Regions from separate parts of the Homo sapiens genome. Here region 1 is linked to region 2. A link is a loop called in an ENCODE intact Hi-C map of the cell type or tissue named here. Cell type or tissue: K562. All regions are shown on one strand. Each heading gives the region's core, and the rest is flanking DNA. Links, peaks and the distances in the headings are about the cores only.

Evidence for each region. A loop is a pair of places that touch in the nucleus more often than their neighbours do. Peaks named below come from ENCODE experiments on the same cell type or tissue, not always from the same donor. Only the 100,000 strongest peaks of a DNase experiment are listed, where the experiment ranks them.
Region 1: a loop joins it to region 2, with 3 times the contacts of the local background. A loop is called at or near these places in 13 of 110 quality-filtered maps.

What each region holds. Positions count from the first base shown.
Region 1 is chr2:75,066,083-75,081,752 of GRCh38, reverse strand. The region is part of intron 2 of TACR1 (tachykinin receptor 1); the gene reads left to right. Among named protein-coding and RNA genes, the nearest start is that of MIR5000, 17 kb to the left of the region's middle. In K562, for the core only: no CTCF peak of the experiment used is centred there; no DNase peak of the experiment used is centred there.
Region 2 is chr2:75,602,069-75,617,738 of GRCh38, reverse strand. LOC124906026 (a long non-coding RNA gene) reads right to left here and starts at 9,075. Exons shown (of 3, transcript XR_007087115.1): 1 at 8,398-9,075; 2 at 3,731-3,888; 3 at 1-181. In K562, for the core only: a CTCF peak has its summit at 8,464 (motif pointing right); a DNase peak (open chromatin) is centred at 8,458; H3K27me3 peaks cover 2,435 bases.

The DNA.
Region 1 (15,670 bases), core at 3,464-11,463, 540 kb after region 2:
CTATCCCTTACCTTGAAAAACATGCATTAATGTGGACCTGGAGGCCAGATTTGAACCCCTGGACTCCTTGGAATTATTTGTGGAAACTTGCCCTTGCAGGACAATGCAGCCCATAGCTCTCATCCTGGCCCACTTTCTTTTCCACCCCTCCCTGACTCTGCCCCCAACCTAGAGGGGTCTTATACATGTGACACCCCAATCTCTACATCCAGGTTATTTTCACCCTTTGGCTACCCCTAAGGCAAAAAGAGCAGGATGGTCCACCCTTGGAGAGACTAATCCAATGGAAGAGGCTCACACAGGCCCTAGAAGAGGCTCCAGGGAATTTCAGCATCCCCTGTCTAACAGCATAATGAGGGTAGAGGGTTCTTGGTCCTGCAGATTTTTCACCATATGGTGGTGGGCTGGTCATGGAAGAGCCTTCGTGGGACCCCTGTATCACAGGACCAAGGACAGGAACCCCTCTTGCCTTCATATAAAGGTAGGCCTGGCAGCACTAATACACGCCCGTTATACAATTTTTTGTTAATTATTATACAGTCTTGTTTTGTTTACTAATTTACATCGTGTTTCTATATTCAAAGTGATTTCCCCCAGGGCAGGCCTGGCTCTTCTTTTGTATTCCTCCTAGCACCTCTGGTGTGGTGAATTGAGAGGCTGATGCATTGATTGGCATGCCCATTTTTCTCTCGAGCAGTCTGCCATAGGGCCTGGAATTATAGCAATTTCCCAGTTGGTTTTGTAAAAATAATCCTTCCCTCACTCTTCCTGACTCATTCATCCATTCTCATTCTGTCTTTTCTATTTCCTTATCTAATTTCTACCCACGGCTTCCTTCCTTCCAATTATCCCCATCCCAGGTGGAGATGGTTTAAGAAGTATTTCTTTTGTATGTGCTAATCTATCAGCTAATAGGGTAATAACTGAGTAATAATTACATCAACAACAATAATATTTGGGTGCATTTTTTAACTTTCCTAAGTATTTTCACACCAGTTATTTCTATATATCCTCACAACAGGCCTGGGAAGTAGGCAATGGATCTGCTAACCCTGCCTGGAAATAGGAAAGGATAAAAGACTTATTTAAGCTCATGAGATTGGTGAATAGAAGAGCTTGAATGAAGGCTCTGATCTTCTGTCCTCTGTAGTTAGGTGATTTCCCCCTAAACCAAGTGATGGCTCTAGACATCAGGTTCCTAAGCCAGTTAATAATGCTCTTATATAATGGGCAATTCAATATGTTTCCAAAGTTCTGATCTAGGAAGACTATAAAATCTAACTATAACTGACCCAATGGGACAGTGATTGTGGGAATAAAAAATCCAGATAAATAGCTATTTTTGAGCATACCAATGGCGATAGATGCTCAAGTGAAGAGATGATGGTTGTGTGTGTATGCCTGCATGTGTGTGTGCATGTGTGTTGTCATGCATGTGCTTTGTGTGAGTTCTGCCTCTTGAAGAGCCAACCTTTTTCCAGGACGGAGTGACTGAGCACTGCATTTCTCTTCCTCAGCACATTTCAAAGGGACGTTTAGCATTCACCCCTTTGAAATGTGCATTATACTCTTTTAAATATTTACACCAACTTAATTAGAAAGTTCTAGTTGCATTTAGATTTCTAATTTCAGTAACAATTAACCTTATCTCAATCTTACTATCTCGAAGTATAAGTAATAGATATATAATAACCTTTTGCAAGATTGGAGGGTAACTGCTTCTAGTGCTATGATCTGTGGACAGAACAACTTAATTATTTCAAAATTAGTTTCTGCCAAACTTCTCTGTACCTTGTGATGCAGCAACCTGCCCAGAGTGACACAGCTGCTGAGGCAGTATGGTGGTTTCTCCACCTGCAGTCTTTCTTTCTTCCCCAGATAACTCCAAAGACCAACATGGGATCAATACTCCAGAACATTGTTACGACTGGTTTAACCCCCTGCAGAGCAATCTCTCAGAGGATGAATGGAAATGACTCATTCCAGAGTGAGACCAAAAAAAAAAAAAAAAAAAAAGGCATTAGGTTTAGATGCACAGTTTGGACTTTTCCTGAGATGTAAATGAATCCAGTTTGAACACAGAGGGTGAAGTGGGGGAACCTTCAAGAGAAAGAATAAATATGGAACAAGTGAAATCAAGGAGGCAGAAAATCACAAGGTATTTTTGGCAACAAATTGTCCATGGTGCCTGGAGATAGCACTGGGTACCACTGGTGTAGGGTTACATTAGGAGGGAAATCAAGAAAGACAGACTGGGCATGGTGGGGCTACCAGTGGACAGCAGGGAGGACACCACAGGCAGCAGCACTGGCCCAAGTGCCAAATTTAACACTTTAACCAGTAGAAAGTAACTGGGTTTGGGGAATAGAAATCTGGCACGAATGGGGAAGATGGGTTGGAAGGGAGAAAGACTACACACAGAGAGACATGCTCAGGAAACTTATTATAGTAGCTCATTCAAAATGATAGCAACCCTACAGCAGCGGCCATGTGTTGGACAGGAAGGGAAGTATATGAAAGAGAGAGTGAAAAGCTGTCACATGGAAGAGGCATGGGACTTACTTTGGGTTGCTCCAGAGAGCAAAATTAGGACAAATGAATGGAAGGGATGTGAAGGTATATCATGTGGCTTCTATATAAAGGCAACTTCAGGAATAATTACTCCTGGAAATTAATGGTATAGGCTGCCTGGTGAGGTGGTGAGCTCCCCAGCACTGGTAGGACCTCAAGCACAGACAGGATTTTGATGTTTCGATGTGTTTGCCAGAGTGTATGTTTACTTTACCTGAACTTGAGAATATTTTGTCATATTTTTCCCTTAAAATACTGAGACTCTTCAGGATTTGTGACTAGATGGAGAGTGAGTAGGAAAAGGGGGTCTAAAGCAACGAAAGCTCTCTTCACCCAGAACCTACAAAAGATGGATCATGGTGCTCAGCATTTTGCATACAGAATGATTATCAGAAAAGGAATAAATAAACCTGGAATATCCATCGTTTGAAAACCACTTAGAATTACTATTTGCTCTTCTGATGCAAAGAAAATTCTTGGTTTCCCTGAATACACTCCTACAAGGGCACAGTTTCGTGTTTGTTCTACCCCCATGATGTTGGAAATGGCACAAATGATGTGACTGGAGTAGGTTCAGGTGGAACATGGGAGAGCAAACAAAGATGCCATTGGATATATTGGCTAGAAGAAGAGTATCTTAATACAAAGAAAAAAATAATAAAATAGAGACAAGGTAGAGACTAATAGAAATTAAACTCTTATTATTTTAAATAATTTTAAGTTTTTATCTAGCTCCTACCATGAGGCAGGTACTGTGCTAGGCTCTTTAAATGAATCATCTCATTTGATCCTCACAACCTCCTGTGAGGAGGGCTATAATCTCTTCTCTACAGATACATAAGTTGAGATTCAGAGAGTTTAGAAATCACTCAAGGTCATGCAACTTAAAAAAAAAAAACATGCAAAACTCCAAGTTCAAAAGAGACAAGAGCCCAAATAGAATCTGAATGGGGGCACTGAACTAGGCTCATAATTCAGCTAAGTATTGTAGTCAAAATCGTCACACTTCACAGCTCTTTCAGGTAAGCTCTGTGCCACTGTTCTAGACCTCCATGATGGTAGTAGAGACCTACCTCGGTGATCTGGGGAACACCCCCTCACTCTTGATTTGAAACACCGTCCTGCTGCAGTAATAGCAGTTACGCCAGTAGAGAAGTGGTTAATTCAATCTCAGGAGTCCTAGGTTAAAATGCAGATTCTCCAGAAGAGGTAATGCAATAGATATGAATGAGCTTTCCAACTTGAGCTCACTGATTTAAGTTTGATTATGGGAAGAAAATGAGATGAACACAGAGCTTGGACTGACTAAAATTGGGAAATTGGAGGAGAAAGGAAAGAGGAAAAGATCATTAATGGGTTATGTTCCTGGGGGCCTTCCCTTATACCTCTTATCTGGGGATGGGTACAGCTCCATACTCCCAAGGATGCCCCTAAATTCTCAGTAGATTTGAAGTACAAGACAGGAGGGCTGGTCTGTGTTGTTCATCACTGTTACCCCAGCATCTCAGGCCTGATCCACAGTAAACACCAAAAAAATTCAATAAATGGACACAGGAATTAATGAATGCAGACACTGACCTGTTACCTGCAGGCTTCTGCCTCAGGATAGCCTGCTAAGCATCATTTACCAGGATGTTTGTGTATTGTGTTGTTCCCACATCAATTATCAGATACTTGTGGATTTTACCAACAACCTCTCCTCTCAGCTTCTTCTGGAAGAGTCTACCTTACAGGAATGAAAATTCACAGTAGGTCCATCTAACTTCTTACTGGAGGTGTCCTACCCACTGGAGAAGGTGGTTATAGTACAAACAGTGCAGTCCTTAGTTTTAAAAGACCTGAGTTCAAATCACCACTGTCCAAAGTATTCTCTCTCTGAACCTCTGTTCTCATCAGTAAAATTAAAATAATAGGCCGGGTGCGGTGGCTCACGCCTGTAATCCCAGCACTTTGGGAGGCCAAGGTGGGTGGGTCACCTGAGGTCAGGAATTCGAGACCAGCCTGACCAACATGGAGAAACCCCATCTCTACTAAAAATACAAAATTAGCCAGGCATGGTGGCACATGCCTGTAATCCAAGCTACTCAGGAGGCTGAAGCAGGAGATTCGCTTGAACCCAGAAGGCAGAAGTTACGGTGAGCCAAGATCGAGCCATTGCACTCCAGCCTGGGCAACAAGAGCGAAACTCTGTCTCAAATGATAATAATAATAATAGATGTGTGGTGAAAATTACATGAAATTACCTGTGTAAAGCGGAAGCTAGTAGGCACCTGGTAAATTTTAGCTCACTTCCCCCTTCCTACTGAATAAAAAAGTCAATTAACAAAAGAGATATCCTACCAAAACTTAGAGTTCTCAGGCCTTACCGAAGATGCGAAGGCCTCAGAAGTTAGAACACAATCCCATCACTTCAGAAATGAGGAAGAGATGTAGAGACAAGCAGCACCTTGGCTAACGTTGCCCCAGTGATTGTCAGGTCCAGAAAACCAGCACCAGGCTCCTGACTCCTGGTCTCGGGCTCCATGTTACCAAACTAGCATTTCCCAGTTCATCTTTTTATGCTGCGTTTGAAATTACCATTTAGGGAAGCTGTACTCCAAGCTTTCACAGATGGCCCCTTCCATGTTTCCAAGCATGCATGTCCTGTTAGTGTCAGCCCGCCAGTGGAATCAGTCTATACTGACTTCCTCTCTCACCTCCTAATTGACTCTGAGAGACAAACCAAACATGTAGCTCCAAGAAGCTGGGTCTATGAGTTTTCACTCTGTTGGCCCTTGAGCTGACAAAAAGGTTTATAAGCTTCTGTGTGTGCAAAGCTGCCTGCAATCAGTAAGGGGGATTTGAGAGTGGCGTTTTCAGGAAAGACAACAGGTGATGGATTCTCCTGGGACATGCTGAGTAAACAGCGCCAGCTGCCACTGGTCTCAGAAGCATCCATCATGTGACAAGGCTTTTTCCAGGCACTGACTGGCATGGGAGTATGGTTATTTCATGGAGTCCTCACCCATCTGGTCCAATTCCCTCTTTTCAGGTGCAAGAAACTAAGGTCTAACAGAAGGAAGAGACTTGCTTAAAGTCCAGTAGAAAATAAGAAAGGACAGAATAAGCAGCAAAGGCAGATCAAAGCACAAACCTGCCATTCATATGCTGTGTTTAAATCTCCCACTATGGTTGTGAATTTGTCCAATTCTTCTATTAATTCTGTTGGGATTTGCTTTATACACACTGAAGACATGTTATGTAGATTCAAACAAGTTATAGCTTTATGGTGATTTTGTAAAAACTATGAATTCCTAATGTTGGACATTAAGATTATATATTCCTATTTTTGCTTTAACGTCATTTGTCTGATGTTAACATATTTACTTCTAGCTTAAAATATCTTCTTCTGTCCTTTTACTTTTAATCTGAGTCTTTACATTTCACATATGTCTCTAACAAACAGCAATTAGCTGAATTTGTTCTTGTTGTTATTGTTGCTGTTTAAACACATTCTTATCATCCCTGTCCTTTAACTGATGAATTTAGTTTTTACATTTATTGTGAACATTGACATATTTTGATTTATTCTGCCTTATTTTCCTAAAATAGTTATCATATATTTTTATTTTTACAAATGAATGTATATAGCATATATGTAAGTATGGGACATAATAATAATTTGAAACAAGTAATCCTAACACCCATCTTGTGAACTAAAGCATTATTAGGTCATAGAATCCCTCTCTTCATATGATTCCTGAGGCCCAAGTACAAGAGCTTCTCTCCGACATATGTTTTAAAGTGAAATTCATTTGGGTTTGCACATGTTCAACTTTGTAAGATAATTGTTTTCCAAAGTAGGTGCACGAATTTACACACCCACCAGCAGTAAATAAGAGTTCCTGTTGTAGCATGTCCATACCAACACCTGGTATTGTCAGACTTTTTATTTCTTCCCTAGCTAGTAAATGTAAAATGCTATCCTATTGTGGTCTTAATCTGTATATCCCTGAGGAAAGAGACAGTTAAGCAGGAGGGAATAATCAGCTGTGTAGAATGCCGCTTCTCAGCTTTAATGGTTTAATGGGTCACTCTTCTTAAAGCTGCCTGCATTTTAACATGGGACAATTCCTGGACTCAAAAGAATAGATCTTAAATAGTGGATGATAAGCCCTGTCACATGCCAGTGAGGGAAAATGACAGCAGGTTCTCAGTGCTTCCACATCTAAAGTGACCAACCATCCTGGTTTTCCTGGAACTGAGGGGTTTCCCTAGATGTGGGGCTTTTAGTTTTGAAACTGGGAAAACCCCAGGTAAATCAAGACCAGCTGGTTACCAACCCACGCTACACACATAGATGTTCCCTGACCCTGTTAGTACTAAAATGCTTTATTCCATGCACAGAGCCTAATCCTCATGCACACACACAACCCAAACACAACTGCCTTCTCCATGGCAGAAGGCAGCCTATAGACTATGATCTGAAGCCACCTTCTTGCCTGGAAGAAAAAAAAAATCCCTGCCTTCAGGGGCCATTCCTTAATGGCTAAGGTGAGTGAAAGAGTTTTCTCACTTTAAAAGAAAAATCTGGGTCATATTACTTTTTATTATAGTGTATTCCTCACTAGCTGCTCTTCTTAAAGTTTCTATTTCCCCAGTCTGGGGAAATGTGACATCTTAACAAGACATTTCAAAGCTGACACAACAAGCTCTAGGGCCAATCTTCCTGGGAGAATGAGCCACATGCTGTAGGGCCATGTTATACGGACATGAAATCTGAGCTCTGCATTCCCTACAAGACCCAGGGGCTCCAGATAGATGCCTATGTCTAAAAGCAGGTTTAACAGAGCTCTTGCTAGAGGCTGAAGTTTCAGGGAATTAAAGTGACAGGAATCCCTGTTGTCAATTTCTCTCCTTTGCAACAAGTCACAACTACACAGCCAACACTTGCCACTTGCCTCAGTTTCTCACCCTGCTAATGAGCTTGATGCTCCTGGTGAGTAGAGCTGGCATCCAGGAGCACAGGTTACAGCTTGCCCCGCTTGTGAAAATATTTTGATTTTTCATTTCCATTTCGTAAATAGTATTACATAACAAGTATTTTTTAAAAATAAGTAGAAACATAAATTCTGGTATGTATGCTTTATCTCAGGCATAACCATACTATATAATATCAAGATACATTTTTGATTTGGGCAATGCACAGAATGAGAGGGGTAGGTACCACCACAGTTCTATTTCAGGGGTTGAGGAGTTGCCTTCAGGTTCACAGCCCTTGAGTAGGAAAGGGCCTCACAGCTGTGCTGAGGAGAACATATTCTGTAAATGTCTAAAAGTAATGCCTCACCCTATCCAGCAGAAACAGCCCTTCTGGTGAGAAGTGGCATTCCTATGTGAGGCTATAGGAAGGAGAATCTGCCCAGGGCCTCATCACAGGCCAGAAGAGTGAGTGAGTTTCCCGGCAAATGGCAGGAGGATTTTCTTCTCTGTGCCTGGTCTCCAGACAGAGGAGCCTCCTGTCAGCTCCCACCTCCCCCCAGACCCACTGCCCCCTCCTGCCAGACCAGCCTCAGTGGGTGCCCACCCGACACCTGACACCAGCCAAGGAAATCCTGACCTTCACCTTCTCTTCCTTTATTCCCTCTTGTTTTCTTTCCCTCTTTGGCCTTGGTGCCACTTAGTTACAGGGCTCAAACCAGTTGCTGCCTTTCCTTACCTTACCAGCCAATTCCAACCTCATGTATGGTCCCCTTGCCACACACACTTACTCCCTTGAAGGGGGATGTCAGTCCAAAGAAGTTGGCTCTAAGCCCTGGTCACCAGGTAGTCACCACCTACTACTCCATTCTTCTCCTCTTAGAAATAAAGTGACTGTGTGAGAATTCCACTGAGAGTGTCCACACACAAAAGATGTGGGAGCTGTCTTTAAAATGGAGCTTCTCTGTAAAAATTAGACTGCTGGGTTTAGGAACACCTAAAGCTCCAATCAGGGTGATTGTGAGTAGGTGGAAATGAAGTCAGCTGTGCTGTAGCTCTTCTGGAAGGTGACTATAGATTCTCAGGGGTTTCCAAACACCGGGTCCCTATTCCTGTGAGTAGTGAGGTTTTCCTCTTATATAGAGAGGTTTCTATATTTAAAAATCTGACTTTTTTGCTGAGATTATTTGTTTTCTGGTGTTGAGATAGTATTTAATGAATGTGGTGATGATGACAATAGTTGTTTAGTCTAGTTTAGTTTAGTTTAGCTCAGCTTAGTTTTTTAATGTTTTTATCTGGCAGAATAAGAGACTGAAAAAAATCTACATCAATCCTCAAATTTTGTTTAAACATTTTCCATAAAACGCAGAAAACTTGGAACCATAGACCTTGAAGATTTGAGGAAAAAAGTCCTGAAGTTGGTCTCATCCTCCTAAGTCACCTCCAGGACACCAGATGTGTGCCAGGCGCTGTGCAAGGCAGCAGAGCTGGGTGCCCTCAGGGCAAGCATATCCATCCTCCTGACACTCAGATCCTCACTGTGGAGTGGAGTGCACATGCCCTTCAGGCTATCAGAGTCTGATGCCAGGAAGCCCTGGAATCAACCAAAGAACCCTCCAGGTGCCATATCTGATTGTGATCTGCGACCCTACTAATCTGGCCAATGCCAATGCCCAGTTTGGGTTAGGCTTAGGGTTAGGGTTAGGGTTAGAGTTGGGCTTTTCATGCTCTCATGGACGATCCCCAACCTCAACTTTTCTGCCCTATATTTTCCTTATATTTTCTTCCCTCTCACATCTGGGTCTCCAAGGAATGCCAGCAAAAGACGGGAAACCAGGCTAGTTGTGGCCATATTGATTATGATACTTGGCGATCTTTCAGCACTTCTCTTACTGATGCCATCAGCTGCCTTCTTGTGGCTGGTCTCAGATCGCTAATCCCGTCCTGCATCCTTGACCTGGCAGACGACTCACATCAGACTCACTGAGAAGACAGAAACTGGATCCTTTCTTTCTTTCCTTCCCTTCTCTCCCTCTGTGCCCTGGATCCCTGTTCCTGCTCCTCCTGAGCTGACCCTAACTAACTCCTACTTCACGGTGCCATTGACTCCTTGTCTTTCACCCACAAATCCACTCTGTGCTCCCCCTAGACTAAACACTGGCCTCCTGGCTGCCACTCCTCCAGTCCCTCCTTAGCACAAACAAACATCTATGCTACGCTTGCTGCAGTTATTTTTTTCATGACGTACGTACTCCTTCAGTTCCTGCTATCTGGCTTTTGTCTCCATCCCGACACTGAAATTGCTCATGAGTGACCTGATAATTGTCAAACCCAGTGGTTTGTTCTCAGTTCTCTCTTCCAGTTTGGCAAGGGCATGAGAGATAGCAAAGAGAGGGAGAGCAGGAGGGAGCATTGATGGAGCAGGCACTCTATGCCAAGCATTAATCTGGGCACTAAGTAGTAAGAATTAAGGTTGGGAATTACATTATGGAGAGTTTTAACTGTCGTGCTAAGGAGTTTGTGCTTAATTTCATAGGCAATTGGAAGCCTGGACAGGAAGGTCATTTGTATCAATGATCAGAGCAGGGTTTTAGAAAACTTAATCTGTGGTTGATAACATAGGGAGTGGAGAAGAAAGATATGTGAGGTCTCTGGTTTATAGGAGCCTGCAGAGCACTTGGAAGTAAAGCTAATGTGCACGAAATGAAGAACTGCACAAGGCATCAGTTAATGAAAATGTAAGTCGATGTTGAATACTCTGGGATATGAGAGCGGGAAGGGATTAGGAAGACCATACTGGTTCAGAGAATCTCCCAGCAGCACAAGATGGACCTTGAAGAAGGATAAGATTTGGATTGGTGCCAGAGAAGGGAGGGCATCCCAATAGCCTAAATAAGGCCAGTGAAGGCACAGCATTGGCAAGAGTTGGGCCCAGCCTAGGCTGCTTTCCTCTATAATGATTGTAATTCAGCCCCTTCCCTTTACAGTTTTAAGAGGATGACTTTAGATTTTTCCCTTACAGCAGGGATCAACACATTTTTCTAAGAGGCCAAGTAGTAGATATTTGATGCTTGGCAGGTCCTACAGTCTCTTCCACAGCTACTCCACTCAGCCACCAGAGCACGAAAACAGCCACAGACAATACTTAGTGTGAACGGGCATGACTGTGTTCCAAGGACATTTTATTTACAGATATTGACACTTGAATTTTGTAATTTTTACATGCCATAAAACAATATTCTTCTTTGTTTTTTTTTCCCTGGTCATTTAAAAATATAAAAACCATTCTTAATTTGCAAGCCATATAAAAACAGATGGCGACTTGCTTTGAACTGGGGCCATAGTTTGCGGCCCCTGCCATAGAGGACTAGGACATGGAGCCCATGGAATTGGAGGGTCTGGGTCCATGTCTGACCTCTGCCACTCACCAGATGCATGGCTATGCATAGCCTGCTTACCTGTCTGTATCTCAGCTTCCTTACCTGCAAAGTAGAGCTAAGGATATAGCAGTACATGTCTTCTCTGGTTGTTATGAGAATTAAATGAGTAAAAATTCTTGAACCCATGAAATTTACCCAGAGACACACAGGAGAAACAATGCAGAAAATAAAAGCGTGGCTAGAAGAAACTTGAGGCTTGTTGCCATGAGGCTTAGGGTCTGGTTCGAGGTCTGCTGTGTGACCTTTGGAGGCCATTTCCTTAGTTTCTTCTTATGTAAAATAGGATAATTTTACTCACTCTGAAGGATACATGTGGGAAGAAATGGCATAATCAACATGATTTCATTTAGAAAAGTTAACAAGGCTCTGTACCACCCAGCATCTAGATGGTGGTTTTTATTCTCCAATAAAAGGAACCAGGGCTCCTTAGAGTAATGGCTGATTCTATGACAGAAGCAGTGCACTTACATGAGCCTGAAGTACCTTGTATTTCCAGAAAAGAAGTGCTCAAAACACACACACACACACATACACACACACACACACACATACACACACACACATACATACAATGTTGGGGGTAGGTCAATTGAATGGGCTTCTAATGTCCAAAGTTGAAGCAATTAGAGCAAAATAAATGACATAATATTGAATTATAATGCCAAATATATAATAAATTTCATGAGTCCATACTGATATAAAGGAATGAATGAATAAATAATAAATGAGATAGAATAGACAAACCTCCCACACAGGATAATTCCAAAAATTTCATACAGATATCTGTCTTCAAGGGAGGAGCATGACTCCTCATCCTGTGAATGTGGGCAGCACATGGTGTCTTGCTTCCAAAGATTAGAGTATGGAAAGAAAGAAAAAAGAGTGTCTTCACAGTGGAGAAACCTGACAATGCTGTCTCAGCCTGGAGATCAAGCAACAGTGATAAATAATAATAATAGCATGTACCCTTGATATGATGTGATAAGAATGGCACTTCCTCCCAAAAAGCCATAACCCCATTCTAATCATGAGAAAAACATCAGACAAATTCCAGATAAGGGACTGTCCACAAAATATCTGACCAATACTCCTCAAAACAGTCAATGTTATCAAAAACAAGGAAAGTCTGAGAAACTGTCACAGCCCAAAGGGGTTTAAGGAGACATGGCAAGTAAACTTAATGTGAGATCTTGGAGCAGAAAAACAATTAGAGAAAAACTAAGGATATCTCAGTAAAGTGTGGACTTTCAGTTAATACTATGCCAATATTAGTTCATAAATTGTGACAAATGTACTACACTAATAACATGTTAGTAAAAGGGGGCACTGGCTGTGGAATAGCCACTGTGAAACTCTGTTTTATCTTTGCAACTTTTCTGTAAATCTAAATTATTCTAAAATAAAATTGTCATTTTTTAAAACTCACTATATTAATAAATAAATATATACATATATAGATATAGATATACATATACATATATATGTATATACTGTATTAGTCTGTTCTCACACTGCTAATAAAGACATACCCAAGACTGCGTAATTTATAGATGAAAGATGTTTAATGGACTTACAGTTCCACATGGCTGGGAAGTCCTCACAATCATGGCGGAAGGCAAAGGAGTGGCAAAGTCACATCTTACATGGTGGCAGACAAGAGAGCTGGTGCAGGGGAACCCCCTCTTATAAAACCATCACATCTCGTGAGACTTATTCACTTTCACGAGAACAGCACAGGAAAGACTCACCCCCATGATTCAATTACCTTCCACCAGGTACCCTCCATGACAAGTGGGAATTATGGGAGCTACAATTCAAAATGAGATTTGGGTGGGGACACAGCCAAACAGTATCATGTACATATAATTTTAAAAAGTATGTATGCCATACTGATGGCATTCCTTCCCATACAGTTTTATAATTCTTTCCATCCTGGACAACACTAATCTCTACAATGGAGAATTCTTGGGCCAGTTACTTAAACTGTCTCTCAGGGTCAAGTGGATTGCACAACTCAAGGGGGTGCTATTTACCCAATAGTCTCTGTGAGTGGTGTCCCGAGTTATGCTAAGGGAAGTCTGTAAGCACTCTGCAATGTTTGTACCTAAGTTTTACTATCTGTAACACAGAGATTGCTGTTGGGAGAACTGAATGAGGTTATATATGTAAAGAATTTAAAAGAGAGCCTGGCATATAGGAAACACTGTATCAGTGTCAGCTATTAATATGTTTATGGTGGTAGTAGTGGTAGTTATTATTATTGTTACTAGAATGCTTCCAAATCATGCCCTGGGTTTTCCCAGCTCTTTCCATCCAGCTGTGCCCTTATGATGGTTAATTTTGCGTGTCACCTGGGCAAGGCTACTTGGTAAACCCTAGTCCATATGTTGCTGTGAAGGTATCTGTAAACGCGATTAACATTTACAAAGAGTTGGCTTTAACTAAGGCAGCTTACCCTCCATGATGTGAGGGACCCTCATGCAATCAGTTGAAGGCTTTAAGGGCAAATGCTGAGATTTTCTAGAAAGAAAGGAATTCTGCCTCAAGACCACATCAACTCTTACCTGAGTTCCCAGCCTACCAGCCTGCCTTGCAAATGTTAAACTTGCCAACCCCCACAGTTGTGTAAGCCAAGTTCTTAAAATAAATAAATCTCAATAGATAGATAAATAGCTACTTAGAGACATAGACATAGATATCTCCTATTGGCTCTGTTTCTGCAGAGAACCCTGACTGATACACCCTTCCAGTCCCAGTCTTCATTATATCTTGCCCAGATGAAAGTGCAGCCTCTTACCGGGGCCCAGGCTTGCATGTCTAACCAAATCAAAGCCAGATCATATCCCACCCTGCCTAACCCCTTCAGTGACTTTACTTGGCACTTTGCAGGCCCAGCTCCTGACAGCATGGCCTAAGGACCCTAGAGGCTGTGGCCCCCACCACATCTCATGGCCCTCACCCCTCAACCCCTCCACTCAAGCCACAGAGGCATTCTGTTAGCTTCTCCAATGTGCCCAGCACATTTGGACCTTAGGGCCTCTGTGCCTGCTTTTGTCTCTGCATGGGGCACCCACCACTGCACCCTTCACGTCGCTGCTTTGAACTTCAGGTCTCTGTTAAACATTACCTTAACAGAGTCCTTTGTGTGGACACCCCTGGTACTCTCTACCACTCCCCTTGTTTGGCTCCTCTATTCACTTAGCAACATTTATGATTTTATATTTATTTGCTGATGTATCTGTTTATTATCTGTCTTCCCCACTATACTTCAAGCATCTCAAAAGCAGGGACCATGTCGTTTCTATTCACCATTATATCCTCAGCACCTAGTACAAAATAGAAGGTTCATGAAAAATTGGGTAGCTGAACCCATGGGGCCTAGCAGCAACTATGCAGCCTCCTCTTCCCATGTTCCTCGCCCATAACTGAAGATGCTACCTCAACACACGGCTGGCCCCAAACCTGAACAGGTGACTTTGCTAACAATATATATGAAGCCTTTATAAAGCCTAAATCTGCATGATTCAGCATCTAAGAACTGTGAAGTTGAGGAAGCCTGGCTTAATTAGCAAAAGTGATAAAATAGAAATTCCATTAAAAAGTGCCCCAAACAACTGTCCACCACAATACCTATCAAAAAAAAGTCCCTGTCTTAGCTAACCTCCTGCTCTCATAATCTCCCACTGCTCCCCTCGGACCCTCTCCATTCAAAACCTCCTCTCCCTCATCCAATCTGCATAGACTTTCTGTCTCAATTGCATAGATTAGCTTAGCTTTTCTTCCAGCAATAAAGACCTTTTTTTTGTAAGACGAGGAGGTTGCATAAAAGATAGTCCAGAAATTATTAGATTCTCTTTGGATGCCTTGGGGAGGTAGAAAAATCTGTCATCACTCCCACATTAAATGTTTGTCCTCTCACACACAATTCACAACAGACTTCAAATTGATTAATGTAGTATCCTTGACAATTTCTTGTGAGACACATAAATTGCATTGCCCAATTTGTTAATGGAAACTGTAGACTGGCAGTCTATGTGCCTCATGGCATAATGGTCTATTGTCTATGCTGGGAAACTTTTGGCTAAGAAAAGAAAGTAGGGTGTTTGTCTTTCCCACATATTTCAGTTAACCGAGAGTCTCTCTGGGCTCAGGGTTCAAGACAAGAACAGGCTGTGGAAATACAAGAATGAATCCAAACATGAAATGGAATCGAAGACTTGGCCGCATTCCAGTCACTCGTCTAGATGAATTTCAATCCTGGGCCTGCTTTTTTAAGCTACACAATTTTTCAATAAATTATCTGCCATTATAAAATGCTGCAGATAATTTTTGTGCTTGACGTATTTGTTCATTCTTGAAAAACTGTGGTTTCCCCGCTCTGAGTGACATTTATCCATTCTTCTTCTTAGCTCATCTGAGCAGAAAGAGAAAGAAATGCACAGGGCTGAAATGAGACAAGGACTGATCTGTTTTCTATTCCCATTTCAACCCTGAGTGACTTGAACAAGGCAATTACCTTCCTTACACCTTAATTTTTCCTGTTGAAAGGAGGTTAGCAATATCTCTCTTTTACCCAAAGTCCCAGAGGTAATGAGATGAAGTGGAATCCACTCTCCAGAAACACCTTTACAATGAAACTACTGCAGGTAGAAAATATGAAATTTCTACATCTTCTAAGCCGATAGCTATTTACATTGTAT
Region 2 (15,670 bases), core at 4,072-12,071:
GCCCCTTGAGGAACAGTGAGGAGTCTGGAGCGCAGGGTGAAGAGTGATCACTGTGCTGTGTATATTGGTTCTCAGATATTTCTATTAGTTTTGCAATCCTCATTCATATTTGACAGCATTTTGAAGCAATAGCAGCCTAGCAGAAAATGCTTCATGCAAACTCGGTGAAAGAATTCTCAGCCTGTATAGGAAGATAAGGAATCGGACAGAACTTTAGGGCATTTTAATGATGATCATAGGTGTGCATGTGGGGGTAGGGCAAGACCCCTCAGTGATGATCTCGCCACTCAGAGAGCAGGAGAAGGTGAGGCTCATAATCCTTATTTAGTGTAGTTTGGCAAAACTCTTCATAAACACTGTTATGGTTTGAATGTGTTCCTCAAATTTTATGTGTTGGAAACTCAACCCCCAAATTTATGTCTTAATGGCATTTGCAGGTGAGGCCTCTGAGAAGTAGTTAGGATTAGATAAGGTCATCAGGGTGGGGCCCCCATCATGGGACTGGTGGCTTTATAGGAAGGGGAAGAGAGCCCTGAGCGGATACGCTCTTGCTCTTTCACTATACAATGCCCTTCACCATGTTTTGATGTAGTGAAATGGCCATTGCCAGATGCCAGTGCCATGCTCTTGGACTTCCCAGCCTCCAGAACTGTAAGAAATAAATTTCTCTTCTTTATAAATTACCCAGTCTGTGTTATTCTGTTATAACAACAAAAAATGGACTCAAACAGACGCTTTAGACATTTTCCCCAATAGTATTCTTGCCATATTTACTTCAACATCATCAAGACATCAACTGATGGCTTTACTGATCAGCATAATTGCTCCAATTTTATCTTACTGGATGTTGTGAGTAAATGAGAACTTTTACACTGGTTGGTGGACCCAGGGTTCTCCCTGTTTTTCATTATGTTCATATATACATATACATATATACATATGTATATATATACACATACATATATACGTATGTGTATATATACGCATATATACATATGTATATATACATATATACATATATACACATATATATACATATATATACATACACACACACACATATATATATATATGCTCATTACAAAATGGAAACTTCATTTCTAAGAAATGAATGCACTACCCACACCCAGATCTTCACTCCGTCATGTACTTTTCTTTGCATAATGCTGATCGGACAGCTGAAGTGTAGTGTGAGCATGTAGGCTCCAGAGCTATGGTGCTAGGGTTTATATGTTGTGATTTGTGGCCTTGAGCACCTCATTTAACTTCTCTGGACCTGTGTCCTCATTGGGAAAACAGGAGTAACAATAGCACCTATTTTCTATAAATGTTATGAAGACTTAATAAGCCAATGTAATAGAATATTCAGAATGGTGTCTGAAACATACCAAGGCCAAAGTAAATATTAGCTAACATTACGATTTGTATATGAAGTTAATACCTAAAAAGATAAAACATAGTGAGCCTAACTTGACACACAATGGTTAGAAAACTCATTTACAATGTTGTGTAAATTTACACAGTTTAGAAAGCTTTCCATTCAAAATAATTAAAACAGTTTTATTGCTCAAAACAGCACCCTGAAGTATTTGGGAAAACCCAGTTCTCCAAACCATGTGGGGGCTCAGAAAGACCAAGGTTTGACCCTTCAGGCTGCCTCCAGTGGGGATCTCTCAGGAGAGCTGGTGGCTTAAGGATAACTAATTTTTTTTTTAGACAGGGTCTCCCTCTGTCAGCTAGGCTGGATAGCTCACTACAGCCTCAAGCTCCCTGGCTCAAGTGATCCTCCCACCTCAGCATCCTGAGTAGCTGGGACTACCAGCATGTGCCACCACAGTGGACAGTTTATTTTTAGTTTTCATGGAGACAAGTTCTCACAATGTTGCCCAGGTTGGTCTTTAAATCCTGGGCTCAAGCCTCCCAAAGTGCTGGGATTGCAGACATGAGCCACTGCGCCCAGCTCATAATCTTATTTAACACAAGATAAAAACACATACACACAAGTCCTCTTTACTGCTTGTACAAAGTCATTTTAAAAGTGAACTTTCTGTCTTATTAGCAAATAGCCCAGAGCAGGGGCAGGAAGAAGAAACCTGTGGTGTGGACTCCAGGCTTGATGTTCACATCTGCCCTTCCTGTGAGGACCACTATGTCTCTACACTGTTCTTTGCTGCACAAAACATTTGTTTAATCCTTACAGCTACTCCTGGAATGGGCGCATTTATGCCCTTTTTAATGATGAGGCCAGTGAGATTTATAGAGGGGTGAGGATGTGTCCAATGCCACACATCAAAGTGTTGGGTCATTCATTTATTCAATGTGTCAAGTAGACCTGGGGACAAGGAGCTGAATAACTCCCTCAAAAGGGCTCATACTCTGCTACGAGGAAACCATCACAATACCCTATAGTGGTTGCTGGAGTGTAGGGGTTGTCAGTGGGCTGGGGGAATGCTCGCAAATAACATTTTAGTTGGGCAAGAAAGGTCCCCAGAAATGGAGCAATTGTGCTAAGTCTTGAAATAGAAGAGGCACTTTGAAAGGTGATAAAAGTGAGGAATTTAGGCCTCCAGACTCAAATTGTAATATATGTAAAGGTGACCCATGACTCACTAACTAAAATATATATATTTAATCTTAAATTACTACTTTTTCACATATAATTTGCTTATTATTAAAAATTTTGAAGAGTACAGAATAAAGAAAAACAAACATTTTGGTGTGCGTATTTCAGCCCTTTTTTTCTGTACAGAAAGTCATGTGTGGCCGCGTACGGTGGTTCATACGTGTAATCCCAGCACCTTAGGAGGCTGAGGCAAGAGGATCTCTGGAGCTCAGGAGTTTGAGACCAGCCTGGGCAACATGGTGAAACCCTGTCTCTACAAAAAAAAAAAAAAATTACCCAGGTGTGATGACATGCACACCTGTCCCAGCTACTCAAGAGGCTGAGGTGGGAGGATCGCTTAAGTCCAGGAAGTTGAGGCTGCAGTGAGCCATCATGGTACCACTGAACTCCATTCTGAGTAACAGAGGGAGATCTTGTCTCAAATAAATAAAAAGTCATGTGTATGTAACTTAAGAGGCTATCATGAACATTCTCCTATGTCAGTAACCATGCACCTTCGACACCATTGTTAATATTTGCCCAGTGTTAAATCATGTGGTTGCACCACACTTCATTTGGCTGAGGCCCTATTGCTGGACATTTAGGCCAGAGAATGAACAACTCTGAAGCTATGCCAAGCTGCACTGGAGAATGTGGCGAGTAGAGGCAGCTGGGGACAAATCAGGTATAATTATTTGTGACCCACTTCTGCCTTTCTTATAAGCCATTTGCTTTAGATTTAGCTGCAATTTTGAAAGCTAATCTGGGTGTTTTGCAAGAAAAAAAGATAAGCAGAAGTACCTTCTGGAGCCTGGCAAGGTAGGGATTGGTTGTGTGCAGTGAAATCTCAGAGCTTGCTGAAGTGGCCTCTAGGAGCAGGCGGAGATAGGAAAATGCCAGGGAAACATCATCTCCCTGAGGGCGAGTTCGTCATGCTATGTGGGTAGATTGTGAAATGCAATATAACCTTGAAGGAAACCATAGAATATTTACATCGAAGATGAAATTTATATTCACAAAAGTGTGGTGTGTTTACATCTTAATACAACTTCGAAAAGTTCTCTGTGTTCCAACATAAACATGAATATTTTCAAAAGTTGCAGTGGTATGACCTTGAAATCAACATACCTTGGCTGCTTCTTGCCTGTCTTCCTCCTTTCTCCACCCTCTTCCAATTTTCTGAGTGCCACTTTGTGCCATGTGCTTTGCAGGCATGAAGGATACATAGGGTAAACATGAAGGCATTCCCTCAAGGACCTTATTTATAGGTCCTTGGAAGCAGTCGGCTGTAGAAACAAATCCATAAATACATGTGTAAGTGCAATGTACAAAGGTCTTAGAGGATCATAACTTCACTTAGGGACATCAGAAAAGTTCACAGAGTAGTTGACATTTGAGCTGAGCTTTACCAGGGAACAAGTGAGAAATGCTTGTGCAAAGGCACCGACAAGAAATAGTGAGCACTATGTCCACAGACAGAAGTATAGGGCGCCTAGAGTCTCAGGGGTAGACTGGAGGTGGAGCTGAGGCTGGAGACAGCAGGGCCTTCTACTACCTGGAGAGGGTCTTAGATTTTCTCCTATACACAATGAGGAGCCACCAAAGGATTCCTTGTGGAGAAGTCGTGATCTTTCTCTGTCCCTTGTCTTCAAGCATCCTCTACCCTAAAATGGCCTTCCCAAACCCACTCTCATTTTCATCTGGTTAACTGATTCATCCTTTGCATTTCAGCTCAGATGTCACCCCCTCCGAGAATCTTTATTTATCTGCCCCCCCCCCCCCCCCCCCCGCAGGCCCTTCCCAGCACCACATAGATCCCTAATCCCTTACCACACTGCACTGGAACTATTGGTATAGCTTATGGGTGTCTTTGGGCTGTGATTGTCCAGTTTGATTTTTTCCGCCCCAGTTCCCAGCACAGAGCATGTCCTGGAAAGACCATGTTTGCTTTCAGATCCCCGCAGCTTCTCTGCTCTGCGTCACAGAGGCTCACCCTTGCAAGCTACATTTCCCAGGATCACTTGCAGGTTGGCTTCCTGCTGGGTTTGGCCAATGGGAGGTGCTGGTGGGAGGAAGGGAAAGGTCAGAGTATTTCTCTCCCCTTTGCTCTGCTTCGAGAGGCACCACTGACAATGACGGCATCTCCTCTAAGGCTCCAGCTCCTACTGGACAACCCCTGTCTCCAAGGCTCAAGCTCCTGCCAAGTGGCCACTGCTTCCAGCTCTGACAACACCATCTTCCTCCTTTTGTCCCTTTAGCATTGGGGATGTTAATGGGCTTCTGCTGTTGCCAATTCTGGCCTCATTGTCTCCTGCTTGGCTTTTCAGCTCTCCCTACACCATTGTAACTAGTTCTTTGTATTCAGTTTCCTCTGTTGAACTCCCTGGCATGGCCCCTGCATCTCGACTAGACATTGATACACGTAGTGCCCAACAGATAGGATTGCTCAGTCAATGCATATTGAGTGAATGCTTAGGAAGGACACTCCTTGGAATGGGGAGCCAGATGGGTGAGGGGAGCAGATTTGATATAGGGAGAACATTTGGGAGCTACTGTATTTGTTAAAGTGGTGAGGTCTGAGCTGAGGCAGAAGCAGCAGAAACTAAGAGGAAGGGAGGGAATCCAAGGATGCTGATGATGTGAGGGGTAAGAGACAGAGGCAGCAGCTATGACAGCTCTCAGGGTTCTGGCTTGGGCCCTTGGGTGTAAGAGTGTGACCATTCACTAGGACATGGAACACAGGAGCAGAAGAGCCTTTGTAGGTCTGGAGGAGCTTCAGAAAGGCACTTCATTCTCTCCCCTTCTCCGCGGCCTCATCTCTAAACTGCAAGTCATGCCTCAGCTGTGCAGGGTAGGACCCCGTCCCACTGTGCTGAGTTAGAAATGCGAGGGCTACGGTTGATAACTGAAGAAATGTGAACAGTTGAGAAGTAGAACAATTGATAGAGAAGATTTAATAATGGAATGTGTTCTGTTAAGTGAATATACCCCAAGCCAGAGACACCCTTTGTAGTTCTGACACCACTAATCGGCATTCATAAGTCATTGCCCACCCTGGGTAGAAGATCCGGTCTCCCTCACCTGTAACATGAAGATAATGGCAGGGTCCCAACTCTGTGCAGGGACAGGATGAGAGGTGGGAGGGAAGACGGACTTCAGATGATGGTGATTACTGATTGATCTGTCCCAGCAGCAGTAGGGAGGATGAAGGAGCTAAGTCAGAGAGGAATGGATGCTAGAGAGGCTACAGAGGCAGGGCAGGCTGTGAGCAGAGGGGAGACATGAGGCACTGGAGAGGGGCTGGTACCACGAAGATGGTTGGAGGATGGTGGTGGGAGATGGTTGGAGGATGGTGGTGGGAGATGGTTGGAGGATGGTGATGGGAGATGGTTGGAGGGTGATGGTGGGACATGATGGAGGATGGTGGTTGGAGATTATTGGAGGGTGGTAGTGGGAGATGGTTGGAGGATGGTGGTGGGAGATGGTTGAAGGATGGTGGTGGGAGATGGTTGGAGGGTGATGGTGGGAGATGGTTGGAGGGTGATGGTGGGAGATGATGGAGGATGGTGGTGGGAAATGGTTGGAGGATGGTGGTGGGAGATGGTTGGAGGGTGATGGTGGGAGATGGTTGGAGGGTGATGGTGGGAGATGATGGAGGATGGTGGTGGGAGATGGTTGGAGGATGGTGGTGGGAGATGGTGGGAGATGGTTGGAGGGTGATGGTGGGAGATGATGGAGGATGGTGGTGGGAGATGGTTGGAGGATGGTGGTAGGAGATGGTTGGAGGATGGTGGTGGGGGATGGTTGGAGGGTGATGGTGGGAGATGATGGAGGATGGTGGTGGGAGATGGTTGGAGGATGGTGGTGGGAGATGACTGGAGGATGGTGGTGGGAGATGGTTGGAGGATGGTGGTGGGAGATGGTTGGAGGACGGTGGTGGTAAAGTAGGGGATCTATCTTCTCCTTCTCCTCTTCTGTCCTTCAAAGCCTCAGCACAGACAAAATTCCAGATAAAGATTTGTTGTACATACCACAACCTGAATGTTGAACAAACGCAAGTGTGTCCTAATCAAAACCCATCTTTAGTTTTGGCCTCCTACTGTCCTTTCAAAATGTATTTGCCCTGGACTCTTGGCTTTTCTGCTCACAATCAGGTTGTAACAATATTGCAGTTACTTAGTTGCAAATAGTCTATAAAAGACTAGTTTGTGTAATAGTAAGAACTCAGAACCTGGCTGAACCTGTAATTCCAGCACTCTGGGAGGTCAACGTGGGAGGATTGCTTGAGTCCAGGAGTTTGAGACCAGCCTGGGCAAGATGATGAAACCCCTTTCTGCAAAGTAATAATAATTTAGTCAGGCGCAGTGGCATGCACTTGTAGTGCTAGCTACTGGAGAGGCTGACGTGGAAGAATCCTTTGAGCCCAAGAGTTCAAGGCTTTAGTGAGCTATGATTACACCACTCGGTGACAGAACAGGACCCTGTCTCTTAATTGGGAACCTAAATTACCATTCAGTCTCGTCCCCTCCTTCCAGCTGGAGAGAAGGCATGGAAAACCCTGCTTTCTGAGAAGACACAATGGTCAGCTTATCTCGTTCTCAGCTCATGTTCCCCAAACTTGCTAAAGAAGGTTGGCAATGAGGCTGGAGGCAAGGTCATTAGGGAACAAGGGCAGGGTCTCTTGCAGTGGGGACCTGTGTCTGATGGAGCCTGCTTGCAAGGCCGATATCTGAAGCTGGCTTCTTCTCCAGTGGTGCATTCCTGGGCTCTTTAGAGGCTCCCTGCCGGTGCCTCTGACCACAGCTCTGTGATGTGGGCAGTGCGTTCAGCCTTCTGGATGTCTTCTTCCTCTACTCCTAAACCCCTGATTCAATGATGGCCCATTCAGCACTGAATCTCACTGTTGGGGGCCCCTCAACTCCCCAGGCTGTGCTCTTAGGCAGGTCTTGCAACTGCACCATCTGGCTTTCCCACCTCTTCGTGGTCTGGGAAACACACACCCCTGTTCTGAAGAATTCTGGGAGTGCAGCCCAGTTCCAGAGAAGTATTGTCTATCCCGTTGCACAGACTCTCTCAGTCATCTCAATGTGAGTCAGACACGCATTTTCTGTGTCCCCAGCCTGTGGGAACACAGTGCAAGGCCGCTTACTGCTCCCAAGGAAGCCCCCTCACTAGGCTTGAGTGAAGGAGGCATTCCCTCCACACTCCTCCAAAGGGAAGTGGGGACTTGGCAACAGTGCACTCCAAAGAACCTCTCACAGCTCCCCTCCCTTCCCTCCTCTATGGATGCTTATACAGATCCTTCTATGTTCTCAAGTAGGGGACAGTGTTCAAGTATTGTTTAAGCTGTTCCTGGAAATTTTTTTGTGAATTGTACATATTTTGAGCCGTCTCACACTCGAACATACCTGTGCCTTGGTGGAGGCAGGGAAAGTCCTGTCTAACAGATCTGCAGTGGGAATGAAAACCCTAACAGGGTTCCCGATGGCAATTCAGAAAGTCTCAATTCACTCACTCCTTTCCTCGTTCACTCATTTGCTCACACGACACTTGTTCTTTGAATCAGGAGCCTGGAAACATCCCAGGGCCTGGACATCCCTAATGTTCAAGCAGTCTTTATTTCATTCTATTTGAATTGTCTTTAAGTCATCAATTTTTAGCGTGGGGCTACTACTGCCTGGGACTAAATTCAGCTGCTCCACACACTTGGAGTGAAAATGTGAGCAAATCTCTCTCATTTTTCCAAATTGCATAGCAAGTAGTGATCAGAAAACCAGCATCTCCTCGAGACTCACCTGTCTTAGAAGGTCCAGGTGTGTGTGAGAACCGGGATGCGCTGTCTGCCGCTGCCCGGCGCCGCCACACGGTGGCGCCGTTGGACGGTCCCACAGTCTTCCACAAAGCGGCTTTTGTCCGTATCCCCGCACAGCCGCCGAGGTTCTCTAGGGAGGATGACCCCATTCCCTCAGTGGTAACCTCAGCCAGGGGTGACCCCCCACTTGAGCTCACGAGGTTGCAGCTCAGCTGAGTTCTGCCGCCAGTTTTCTTTCACAGCCGCCTTCCAGGTGCCAGCTCGTCCCAGGAGCCCCAGGGCAGCGCAGGCTCCCATGAATCCCAGGGATCCTTTGTTTTCAACTCAAAACACAAAGGGTCCTGTTACCCCCTCCCCTTCCTGGACAACAGAGCTACTTGCTATCCATCTAGACGTCTGAGAAAAATACCGTCAGTGACCTCTTAGGGGATCCCAGGGTGCTCGACCTCCTCCCCGCCCCTTCTCCTCTCCCCCAGGTTAGCACCCCTCATGGAAGCCAGGCTGGTTTTCCCTCTGGTCTACAAGCCAAAGAAGCTGGCGCTATTCTTACCAGGAAAGGGGACTACAGATTTAATTTTTAAATCTTTTGCAAGCACCCCTCTTGTAAGTCACTTGCCTTAGAGAGAGTAACAATGTGTCTAACATGCTTTGAAATCTAGAACAGTCGGTAGCCCTGACCTTCAGAGTAGACCTCTGGGAGCACATTTGAAAGCCGTGTAGGAGGCTGACCTTTCTGACTGTTAAGGAAGTGACTTTGGATTCCAAGAGCTTGTTCATGCATGACAATTAGTTTTTAAAGCTTCTAAGAGCAAAGGGTAAACTCCATGGAGATGCAGAGTGGAGAACCCAGTGTTTTTGCATCAGAGATGGAAGTCACAGAGAGTCCCAGCTGTCATGACAGGCACTAAGCCACATCCCTCCTTCGCTGAGTAGCAGCCAGTCACTGAAGGGAGCAGAGGGTTCTTAGGGTGAGACAATCCAGCTCACAATCAGATAACATGATCTGCCGTCCTTGGACATAAGCTATATGCAAAGCATTTTGAGGAGCACTTTATATCTGTTATTTCTAATCCTCATGACCACACCATTTGGAAAATATTATTATACCTATTTTACACACGAGGAAAACGTGGCTCAGAGAGGTTAAGTAACTAGTCCAATGTCACACAGCTAGTTATTAGCCGAGCTGGGATTCAAGATCTTGAGACTCTAAAACTCATTCTCTTCTCACAATTAAATGTTGCCTCTGAGAATGGTGTCCATGTTGGAAGAGGAAGGCAAAGAGAAGGTAGTTGGGAATGGATCTCACCAGATAGGAGATTTCCTTGTGAGATTTCAAGTTTCGACAAATGATAACTTTGAATATGTCAGTCATGAAAATGGATCTGACGTGCAGCCCCTGGGGAAAGAGAATCAGTGGGTAGGAGCAAAGGGCACAGAGTAAACCTGACCATATGTTTTCCTTGGCAGTGGGTGGGTTTCTTGTTCATCTGGCTGTCCTCGTGACATTTCCGTGCCTTCATCCTCTCACGCTGATCCCCCTGCAGAAAGTCTGACAAGCCACCTTTTCTGGACAAGGCTTTCTTCCCCTGATGCCTCCCAGCAAACACACACATGGGGTTAGGCACTCTCTCCTCAGCATTCCCATTGTTCTTGCCCATGCATCAGTACAGCAGGTATTATTCTAGGTACAGTCATTGTTTGTGTAGGCCTGGGGCTGCCACACCTGGAGGGGAATCTTTTACCCAAGACGAGAGCAGATGCCAGGAATCATCAGAGTTCCACTCATTCAAGAACAAGGAGATCTGAAGGGAATCTGCAGAACCCCACAACCAAAGAGGGCTATGGTCATGGGTGAAGCAGGGACCATGAATAGGAACTTGGACTGGTCGATGGGAGCAATACTAACAAGTTAGGCCTGAAAGGGCAGCATCTAGCATGGCGCCAGCACATAGATGGTCCTCAGGAAGTGAGTGATAAATCGGGGAGGAATGGATGGTACATGATGAACAGTCTTTATTAAGCCGAATCTCAGGCTGTATTTGTTACAGGCAGTTACCGCAGTCTGGGTTGAAGTCATAATTCTCTCAAGAACTTTGCATGCTCCTGGAACTTCCCACTATATTTCTCAACTGATTTCCCCATGAGTTTGACTAAGGATGTGGACCACTTGAGTTGGTAAACCACACTGACCATCCCCGCCACACTACAAGCAGCAGCAGCTCCCTATCCAGGCTCCTGTTTGCAGAGCTGGAAATGGCCGAGCTCTGCATGGTGGTTCAGCATGACTCAACCTCCTTGTTTGGGGGCCAGCCCCCACTCCTGGCCATGAATCTAACTGAGCCTAAAACCCCCTTGTTTTTCTAAGTGGGTGTTGGGAATTTCCTTGGTTAAGCCTCCAGGTCTTCCCTCCTTCCGGATTTAATGAGCTCATTTATTTTACTTTTTCACTTAGCAGGTTTTAGGGCCAGTTAATGAATGGTGGGGTTCTCTTTAAGAGCCAAGTTGGGCCGGGGCTCAGGGCACTTTTCTTGCCATTTCCCACTCTCAAGTCCCCTGTGTCTCTAGAAGTCTCTCCACAATGCTGGCAACTGCTCTTCCCACTGCAATCCCCATATATCGAACTTTCTGGAACACAAGGACAGGGAGACCTCCAAATATTTTTGTGGTTGTTGTTTTGTAGTTTGTTCTGCTTTGTTTTGTTTTTCCCCTCCACACATTTTTCTGGGATGGCTGTTTCAATATGAGCTTGTGCTTTCTAAAAAGAAGGAGGTGTGGATGCCTCAGGAAAAGAGATCCATTTTTAAATGCAGGGCCTCCACTCTGAGTTCTGTCTGAAGTATTTGGTAGATTTTTGGGGTGGAGCAAGCTGGTTGTGAATTCCAGGGAGACTTGCCAGATGCTGTTTAAACCTCCTTTGTGTGAAGTTGGCTGTAAAGAGCCGCCAGGAGGGCGCACTAGTGGAAAGGAACTTGGAAGCCAACCTTTAGCCCAGAAAGAATGAGAAAGAATCCAGGGTCCACATGGCAAGAATGCATGCCTGCAGCAACTCAATGACTGACTCAGTTCCTAGAAGCTCCTCTTGGTAACGCCCTCTCTTCTGCTAGGTTGAATCACATACTGGAGAAAGCTTAGTCCAAAGAGTCTCCTGTACCTTTGTCCATCTATCCACCCATCCAGTAAATAAAGATTGAGCATTTACTGTGGGTCAGACACTGAGCTAGGCACTAGGGCATCAGGAGGAACAACTGGCCACAGTCCTAATGAATGCCCACAGGTCAGAAGAGTCAGGATTCCTGTGTGGTGGGAATGACAGACAGTGGGGGAGGCACTAGAGGATAAGTCATAGAAACCTCAGCATGTCACGCTTGGATAGCTTGCAGAGCAGTTGCTAACTGCTTGTTTACTGCTGAAGCACCAAAGCTTGGATACGATGCTCCCAACTGGCAAGGCAGAGCCCACGGCTTGCTTCTGCCTGGGGACCAGGCTGTGGGTGGCAATGGGAGCCTGAGTTTCTCTGCTAAACCTTCATACCAGGCAAGAGTCTGGGGCCAGTATTATTAACCAAAAACACATTTTGAAGCTTGTTGTGATCTGACTCCCTACGTGACCCCAGCAAAAAACAGAGAGAAGGGCTCAGGTGGGGGAAGGCAGCCCACCTTCATCTGCATTGGGTTGCTGTGTGTATTGGCTCCCTAGAGCTGCTGCAACAAAGTACTACAGACTGTGTGGCTTAAACAACAGAAATTTATTTTCTCACAGTTCTGGAGGCTAGAAGTCCAAGATCAAGGTAGCAGTAGGGTTGGTTCCTTTTCAGCGCTATGCAAGAGAAGCTGTTCCCTGCTTCTCCCTTAGCTTCTGGTGGTTTGTTGGCAATCTTTGGCATTCTTTGGCTTTTAGAAGTGTCACCCTAATCTCTGCCTGCATCTTCATATGGTGTTCCCCCTGTGTGGATGTCTCCATGTTCAAATTTCACCTTTATATAAGAATACCAGTCATATTGGTTAACCACACCCCACCACGACTTTATCTTAACTAATTCAATCTGAAATGACTCTATCTCCAAATAAGATCATATTCTGCAGCACTGGGAGTTAGATTTCAATGTATGAATTTTAGGGGTATACAATTCAACCCATAGCACCATGATTCTGACGTTATCCTTCTCCTCCAGCCATCAGCAGTACCTATGAGGAGGAGGTCAGGGCTGAGTCCATCTCAAGGAGGATCAGGAGTGGTGTCCTAGGGAGAACCAAAGGGTAGTCTACAAGCAGGGAAACAACTACTAGAAGGAGAGTTTGGGCTAGAGAGGAGTCTGGCACATGGATGTCTCATAAGCAGCTGCAGAAACGTAGAAGAGCAGTTATCAGGGTGCACAGATTTGGTCCTCTACCCCATTGTGCTTGGAGATAGCAGGAGCCTAAAGGAGAAGAAAGCCCCAAGCGGGCAGCTATTTTTAGCCTGGGACAGAGTTGTCAGAGGATGGCAGGGGGCAGAAAGGCCCCTGGGATCTGGGTGAGAAGACCCTGGGACTTTGAAGAAAGGGGAGAATAGCTATCAAGGTCCAGAGCTCCGGAGGACTTTTGAGTCGTTTAGTGTGCAGGAATGAGAATGTGAGACTGTGAGCGAGGGCACCTGGGGTGACTCTGCTTGCATGAATGACTGGGTGTTCATTCATAGCCATCCAGGGTTAGCTAAGACTCTTAGCCACTTCCTCTTTGAAACACAAGATTAATTTAATTAAAAAGCATAATTGTGGTGGGATATTGTCATATAGCCTTGTAGACTTTGGCAGATAATTCTGAAAAAGAAAATAGGGTACATTTGCCTTACCAAATATTGACATTTAAGATAAAGTGATTTTCATCAAAATAATATGTTTTGGCACATGAACAAGTGGTCCACTGGAACAGGCTAGAATCCAGGAATGGGTACCGTATGTTTGCAAAATTAGTATTTGATAAAGACAACATTTCAATTCAGCAGGAAAGTTAGGATTGATTCAAGAAATAGTGCTGACCTAATTGGCTCTTCATCTGGGGAAAAAAAGTGAGATGGGTTTTGGTTAAAGATATAAATGTAAATAAGTAAACACAAAGGATTTGAAGAAAATCTAGTGGAAAGTTTCTATAACTTTGGCATAGAGGGCATAAATTTAATGGTAGCAAGAATCCCAAAATCCAACAAGGAGAAAACAAATGACATATTTTCTCACTTTTTTTTCAAATTACAAGAACAAAACATTATAAGCAAAGTCAAAAGACAAGCTATAGTCTCAGACAAACATTTGCAGCATATATGAAAGGATATGATCCTTAACTTACCCAAAGCTCATAAAAATTGGTAATGAAATGGCCAAAAGCAACAGGAAAAAATATGAACAAGCAATTCACAAAAGAGGAAATAAAGATTTAGATGGGATAGAGAAGTTAGAGAAAATAAAATTTAGTTCTTTATTCCACATATTGGGCAAAAATTAAAAAGACCAGAAACATCCTATGAATGAGCACTTTTATATCTTGCCAGTGGGAATGTGAAGTACTCAAGTCTCCAGGGAAAAATAATCTAGCAATGCCTGTTAAAGCTCAAAATGCACACCCATTAAATCAGGAACCCTATTGCGGGCAGTCATTCCAGTAGATATAAAGTCATCAGTACCCAAGAATATGTTGACAAGGGTGTTTACAGTAGCATTGTTCACTGTGGCAAAATATTGGGCAATGCACAATTATTCACCAATAATAAAATGGCCAAATAAGCATGGTAATTCCATGCTGTGGGCTATCCTGTAGTTATCACAAAGAAAAATGAATGAGTTAGATCTATGAGCATATTCACATGAGCCAGCTGCAGTGGTGGGTGCTTGTGATCCCACTCACTTGGGTAGCTGAAGTGGTAGGATTGCTTGAGTCCAAGAATTCAAGATCAACCTGGGAAAAATTGCAAGATCCTATTAAAAAAATGTACACACACACACACACACACACACACACACACACACACACACATATTCTCAACATGTGAATCTATATGTTATATATTACATATATATGTTTATGCATGGAGAGACATGCTAGTCTTATATTAAATGAAAAAAGCAAGTTATGAGAAAATGTGTATACTATGACTCAATCGTTATAAAAATGTTGAACAAGCAAAACAAAACTCAACACACATGTCTGTTCTGTGTTTGCATGTATTTATACCAATTTGGATAAGCACAGTTTAACGGTGTAAGTTGCCTCAGGACATAGAAATAAGAAGTGATTTTAAACTTCCTGTTTCTCTATGTTTGGCTGTTTTGCCTATTACAAGCATTTTTTTTTTTTTAATTAAAAGCTATTGGATACAGGCAATTTAAAAGGGAAAAAAAGGACAAAGTACTTGAAACACTCCTATGACTCACTGGGCCCTCAGGATAAAGTCTGCTCTCTTTAGCTGACTTACAAGGCCCTTGGAATCTGGTCCGTGCGGCACCAGCCGTTCCCTTGTTCTGCCGTTTCCCTCTGTTCTCCAGCTGTACAGGACCAGGAGCATTCTTGACACAAGGCTGCCCTCTTATACACCTTAACCTCATCCACCTTGGGAATCTCTGAGGCTCAGCAAGGTACTCCCTACCTATTCCTATAGCAGCTTGTACCTATCTCCTTGGTGGTATTGTTGGCTTCCTTGTGATCACCTGTTTACTTTAGTCTTATTCCAAATTAGACTGTATGTTCCAGGAGGGCAGGCGTAGTGTTCCTCATGGTGTTCCCAAAGACATGTTTAGGTAATTGTAGGTGCTAAATGCAACAAATATTTGTTGAATGAATAAATGAAAGAGGAAAGAAATGAATGCCAAACATTAGAGATGCAAAAAAAGAAACCCCACAGTCTATTCCCTTAAAATTGTGTAGGGCAGCAGCAAGCATGTAAACAGCCTAGTTACAGTATAAGAAGATAATTACTGTCATAGAACAGAGGGAATATAACCTACCCAAAATAGCCTGGGGAAAGTCTGGAAGCAGTCACCACTGAGAAAGCACTTAATCAAAGACCTGAAGGATGAATAGATATTTACCAGGAAAATAAGAGGATAGAGTGATGTTTCTGGCATAACGACCAGCTCCTGCAAGAGCAAAGAGAACGTATTCTGAAAATCTCAAGAAATTTAGTCTTGCTTGAGAATAAAGTTCAAGGTTGAGGAAAGGAGTATATGAAGGATAATAAATGGAAGCAATCATACTGAAACCAAATCATTCAAGTAGGGTCCTGCA